Regions from separate parts of the Homo sapiens genome. Here region 1 is linked to region 2. A link is an interaction called in ENCODE POLR2A ChIA-PET data of the cell type or tissue named here. Cell type or tissue: Caco-2. All regions are shown on one strand. Each heading gives the region's core, and the rest is flanking DNA. Links, peaks and the distances in the headings are about the cores only. Region 1 overlaps ITM2C (integral membrane protein 2C). Region 2 overlaps SPATA3 (spermatogenesis associated 3).

Region 1 (2,902 bases), core at 195-2,694, 140 kb before region 2:
GAGATGTGGGGGAGGTGAGATGAGACTGCCTCCCCAACCCCCATCTTCCCTGTTCTCAGCCTGGGCCTCAGGAGTGCGTTTCTGGCTGCCGAACCCCTCCAGGCAGGCTGCAATCTGCAATCATCGTTAAATCGGCTTGCAGTTAATTTGGACATTGTTACTGGGGGATGGGGCCCGGGAGCGCTCCCTTCCAGCTGTGGGGGTCTGCCGAGTTAATGCTACAGTTGGCTGGTTTCCCCCTGACCATTTTGGCCCTGGCTTTGGTAAATCATTTAATGAGTGCCCCTGTGGGTCTCAGTTTAAGCCTGCAGGGAGAGGCCCAGGCCTCTCTCGGGTCCCTGGACTTCCGGCTCATGCGCCCTTCGCTCAGAGAGCTCTGTTGCCTTGGAAACAATATGCAATATTTTTCTACTATCTAAATGGGAGCCCCCCTCCTCAGATACCTCACTGTCAGTAACTGCTTCCTATGGGGAGCAACATTTTTCTGGGTCCCCAGCATGATAGGTGGTGCGGCTGGGGTCTCAGGAAGGTGGGCCATTCGGCCATCTTTCTAGTGAGCTGGGCACCAGGGATCCCAAGGGGCCAGGGCTCTGGGTTGAGCCCAGGCTCCCTGATGCCCCACTGTCCCCAGACAGGTGTAAATACCCCGAGATCACAGGCTGCTTTGAGGGCCAAAGGGACAGTGAGGGTTCCAGGGCTTTGGTGTTTGAGCCTTGGTGTTGATTGGGCACAGTAGGCAGAGGCAGCGCTGGGGCGGGATTTAGGAGTTCTGCCTCTGTGTGGGGCTTTATGGAGGAAATGCCTTCGCCTCCAAGCAGGGACATCTGCGCTTTCCTGTCTACTTTCTGGTAGCCTGTAATGCTGCCTTCTGCACTTCTGCTCATAATGGTGCCTCTGAGGGTTTGGCTCTGCAGGCTGGAGCGGAGCTGGGAGGGTGGCAGCGTGGCTGAGCCCGGGTGTGTGCTGGGGGACATCAGCAGGGCCATGAGAGAGAAGTGCCCACCCGCAGTCTAGGTAAGGTGGGGGATCCCCAGCCTTCACAGTGAGGGGTCTTGGCAGGAACCCCTGCCCTTCTCTGCCACACCTGCCACTGCTGCTCTTCAGCTGGGGCCGTGGAAGCCTCACCTTCTCCCTGCTCTGTCTTCTCTAACCTCCCTCGGTGGGGCCTCCGAGCCCAGCCCCTCCCCCAGGACAGGGAGACACGGGACCCAGCTCAAGTTCTGCAGACCAGCATTAAGGCGGAAAGGCGGAAAGGCGAGGCTGCCCTTTGCCATAAAGCTAGCAGGCCTCACCTTGTCGGTGAATTTGATTTGTGGAGCAGGCCCTCGGGCTCTCCCACGTAGCGCTTTGACTTTTTTTTTTTTCCCTTTTCTGTCTTTCTGGTTGTTAGCAATCTCACAAGCTAGTTTCCCTGGTTTTCCAGAATGCAGAAGCAAAAGTCTGGCCACAATGCAGCCTCAACAGCTGTCCACAGAGTCAGCCCTAAAAAGGAAAGGCTCGGCTGATAAAGATCTGCTATTTTTATCTAGCACTTGATCCTTTACAAAGGGCTTTTAGGTTCTTTGTCTCGTTTAATCCCAGCAAAACCCCTGTCACGCAGAGTCTGTCCACATTTTGCATGGGAGACCCGAGAAGGGGGAGGTTGCAGGGCCCCGCTGGGCCTGTAGCCCCACTTGACCCCTAAATACAATCTGAGCCCTGGTGTTTGTTGTGTCCCGAGGGCAGATTTCCCAGCTGCTGTAGGCAGCCTGGCCTGTGTCAGGGTCAGCCACCTTTCCTTAAGACCTGCTCAGGAGCGCCAGAGGGGCAGGAGGGCATCCCTGGTGCCTGGTTTGCAAGAGCTCCTGGGTGGTTCGATCCCTGGGAGATGCCAACGGAAGGTGTCACCCCCGTCTCTTGCTGCTCCCGGGAGTCCATTGGAAAACCAAAGCCATTTAGTCCCAACCCCCTGTGGCCAGCAGCTGTTCCTGAGGGCCCTGTGCACTGTGGCCATGCCCGTCACTTGCTGGTGACCTTGGTTAGTGCCCCTGGCTGCTGAGGAGATGACAGTGGGCAGGTGGTCCATATGATCACGGGACCCCTAAAGCAGGGCAAGGTGGGGAGAGGCCCCGGCCTCCTCATGGGCCAGGCAGTGCGGGCAGTGGTTTGACCTCCCACACCCACCCAGCAGGCTCCCTTGCGGGCAGACTTGAGTGTGAGGGTGCAGGACAGGCAGGGGCACCCCATGGTGAGGATGCTGGGGGCCTGCTGACCTGCTCACGCATGTCCGCAGTGAAGGGGGGGTCCTCCAGACATTTTCTGTCCTTTTCCTAAGCAGGGCGGGTCAGACCCTCAGCTCCCCAGGGCCCAGGCCCCACACTCCCCTGTGCTCTAAAAGGGTGGGAGGTGAAACCTGAGGAGCGAAGCAGGCGCCCCCAGGGCAGGACCCCTGTGCTGTGCTGAGAGATAGGGCCTGTCCTGAGTCACTTAGGCCTGAACCACCCCCCTCCAGGGGGAAGGGAGAAAGGAAATCTGTTCCCATCCCAGAACGCCTGGCCGGAAAGGGCCTGAGAGGTCACTTGGTCTGACCTGCTCATTTTGCAGATGGGGAAGCCGAGGCCCAGAAAGTGCTAAGCAGGCAGGTAGTGGCAGAGCCAGAATGAGAAGCTTCAGGCTCTGGGGCTGGATCCCCTCCTCTCCCCAATACTGCGGCAGTCCGCAGGGACTGACCTCTAACCTCACTCTTGGCCGTATGTGGACACCACGGAGGAAGGATTAAATGGTGAACATTGGAGGCAGAGACTGGCCCCGGGGCTTTTGCATTATCTCCAAGGGTGAGCAAGGGCCCGGGGGAAGGCATAGGAGGTAGGGAGGAGAAGAGACAGGAAATTGACCAAGCTCACCTGGCTGGCTCTCGTCAGTG
Region 2 (2,902 bases), core at 253-2,752:
TGCACATCCCTTCAATTAATCTTTACAACCATCACCCTTGGAGGTAGTTGTCATCAACACCATTATCATCATCATGATAATCATTACCATTTGTTAAATCAGTGTTCCCCTAATTTTACTGACTTTTGATACCTGTAAAATCACTTAATATTTTTCTTTAAATTTGCTTACTTTTTGGCTGGGAATAGTGGCTCAAACCTGTAATCCTAGACCTTTGGGAGGCCCAGGCAGGGGGATAACTTGAGCCTGGGAGTTTGAGACCAGCCTGGGTAACATACCAAGACCTTGTCTCTACAAAAAAAAAAAAAAAGAGAAAGAAGAAGAAAAAAAGATTAAAAAATTAGCCAGGCATGGTCGTACACACCTGTAATCCCAGCTATTTGGGAGGCTGAGGTGGAAGGATTGCATGAGCTCAGCAGTTGGAGGTTGCAATGAGCTATAATTGCACCACTGCACTCCAGCCTGGGTGACAGAACTCATGAGACCCTGTCTCAAGAAAAAAAAAAAAAAAAAAGGCCGGGTGTGGTGGCTCACGCCTGTAATCCCAGCAGTTTGGAAGGCCGAGGCAGGCAGATCACAAGGTCAGGAGATCAAGACCATCCTGGCCAACACGGTGAAACCCCGTCTCTACTAAAAATACAAAAAAAAATAGCCGGGCGTGGTGGCGGGCACCTGTAGTCCCAGCTACTCGGGAGGCTGAGGCAGGAGAATGGTGTGCACCCAAGAGGTGGAGGTTGCAGTGAGCCGAGATCGCACCATTGCACTCCAGCCTGGGCAACAACAGCGAAACTCTGTCTCAAAAAAAAAAAAGAAAGAAAGAAAAAGAAAAGAAAATTAGCTTACTTTTTAACTGGCCAGGGAAGAACTTTAGCCAATGAAAGCTGCCCGGGCACCTGTATGAGAGTCACTGTAGGGGAGGGCGATGGAGGTGCATCGTGGGGGTACATTAAGTCGTGCTGATCTTGTAGGCTCAGCTCTTAATCAACAGGCAGTTTGATGTCCTTCCCTGTCCAGAGAGTGAAGAACCATCTGACGACAGTGACATCTTTCCTTTTTGGGGAAAGATGCTTCTAGAATTTTCTTTCCTAAAGTTTGGTGAACCTCTCCCTTGGCATCTTCCTCAGCTGAAGGTGAGGCCCTAAAAGCAAAGGACTTCTTTCCCAGCCATTTTGGGCGTTGAATGTGGTCAAACCACTGCAGTGTAGCTTTTGGGGAGTGAGACTCCATCATAGCTGCAGGGGCCCCCGGGGAAGGCGCTGGCACCGATGAGCTGAGCAGGAGCCAAGCCTGGCCAGGCGCCTGGCAAAAGGCATTACAGCCTGAGGTGTGTGGCTGAAAGAAGGAGTGGGTGCAAGGAATGGAAGAAATTTGAATCCTAAATAATTTATTTCTCCACGGAAGGATCACAGCTGCTGAAGCCTCACCTGTGAGGCTGTGAAACTGGAAAGCCACCAGGATTCCAGGTCACACGGGGTATTGTCTAAGCTGATTGGCTCTGTCCTTGTTTTTCTTACAGATCCAGTTTCCATCAAAGGGACCTCTCTTGTCACCAAAATTTAAAAAAAGAAAAAAAAAACGAGTTCTGTTTCTTTAGCATGTTTTACTTAGAGACATAAAAGTTGGACTTGGCAAATGACTAGGAAGGGAGGTCTGGGGGCCCCAGTGACCTTTTGGGCCACAGGTCAAGCAGAACTGGTGCCTGTCATTCCTGTTCAGGGCCACAGACCCCCGGTGGAGCAGCTTTCTCTGCACACACTCACAGAACACAGTGTTTGCTTTAGATTTTCTCACTCTAAAGGAAGGGATTATAAAGCTTAACTCAATAGCTAACGTAGTTAGTCATCTGCACCTCTGTCCCAGGGTAATCCCAGTTACTGGGAATAGGAGGAATGTGCCGGTTCGCCTCCAGGCCTGCACCCCAGAGGACAGAGGCCCTGTGCCCAGGAACACTGTCTCTAGAAACAGCTTCTTTTAGGGTCACCTGTGATGGGGAGCAGCCTGCCATGCAGCCTTGTGTTTAGTGCTAGTGATGTGGCTACACCCAGCCAGTGCCTGGTGCGATTCTACCTCTAGCTCCTGAACAGGCGACTCGAAATCTTAGTTCAAGGTGATCCCAGCAAACACCAATAGGGGAGAGGAGTGTCAACGAGGGAAGGAGGCTGGGCCTGGTGGCTCATGCCTATAATTCCAAGACTTTGGGAGGCCAAGACAGGAGGATGGCTTAAGCCCAGGAGGTCAAGGCTGCAGTGAGCTATGATTGCACCGCTGCACTCCAGCCTGGACGACATAGCAAGACCCTGTCTCAAAAAATAAAAATAAAAAAAAGGAACCACCAAAGAAGGGAGGACAGCCAGTACTAGTGAGTCCTAATGCAGTGGCCATTGAGGGCAGCTGAAGCCTGATCCTGCTGGGGCGTCGTGGGATGGGAGAATGGAGAACACACACCACACAGCATAGTCATCCCACCTGACAGGGAGCTGAGGCATTTGTAACCTGTTGGTCTTGGAGAAAGGCTGCGAGGAGGGAGGTGGTTAATTCCTCCACACTTTTGTCCCCTTCTGGAGAGGAAGCCCCCAGGCAAAGAAGTGCAGATGCGAGGTTTAGGAGTCAGCCCGCATGCACTGGAACGGTGACAGCGGCATATGGTGTAGGGGTGGAGGGAGGACAATGCTGAATGCCTGTGAGGCATCCACAGACCCATGCCCAGGTGACCTCCTATGACTCTAAGAATTAGTTAGACCGGGACCCAGCAGGGCAGCCACTGGGAAGGCAGGGAGCTGGTTTACCCACAACAGCACTGGTGGGATTGGGCAGGATGGGCCAGGCTGGAGCCCATTCCCCACCCCTCAGTCCCAAGATTTCCTTTCTGAAACAGGTGTGGGAGTTGCGTGGGGTCGTGTTG

Evidence for each region. ChIA-PET counts read pairs that join two places held together with the same protein. Peaks named below come from ENCODE experiments on the same cell type or tissue, not always from the same donor. Only the 100,000 strongest peaks of a DNase experiment are listed, where the experiment ranks them.
Region 1: POLR2A ChIA-PET joins it to region 2 with 6 read pairs; 5 of 35 experiments call an interaction of 5 or more read pairs at or near these places.

The regions. Positions count from the first base shown.
Region 1 is chr2:230,869,517-230,872,418 of GRCh38, forward strand. All of the region lies in intron 1 of ITM2C (integral membrane protein 2C), which reads left to right. Among named protein-coding and RNA genes, the nearest start is that of ITM2C, 6.0 kb to the left of the region's middle. RefSeq lists enhancers at 34-691, 692-1,349. In Caco-2, for the core only: no CTCF peak of the experiment used is centred there; DNase peaks (open chromatin) are centred at 1,265 and 1,575.
Region 2 is chr2:231,005,706-231,008,607 of GRCh38, forward strand. SPATA3 (spermatogenesis associated 3) reads left to right here. Exons shown (of 5, transcript NM_139073.5): 5 at 1,517-2,335. Among named protein-coding and RNA genes, the nearest start is that of SPATA3, 11 kb to the left of the region's middle. In Caco-2, for the core only: no CTCF peak of the experiment used is centred there; a DNase peak (open chromatin) is centred at 1,706.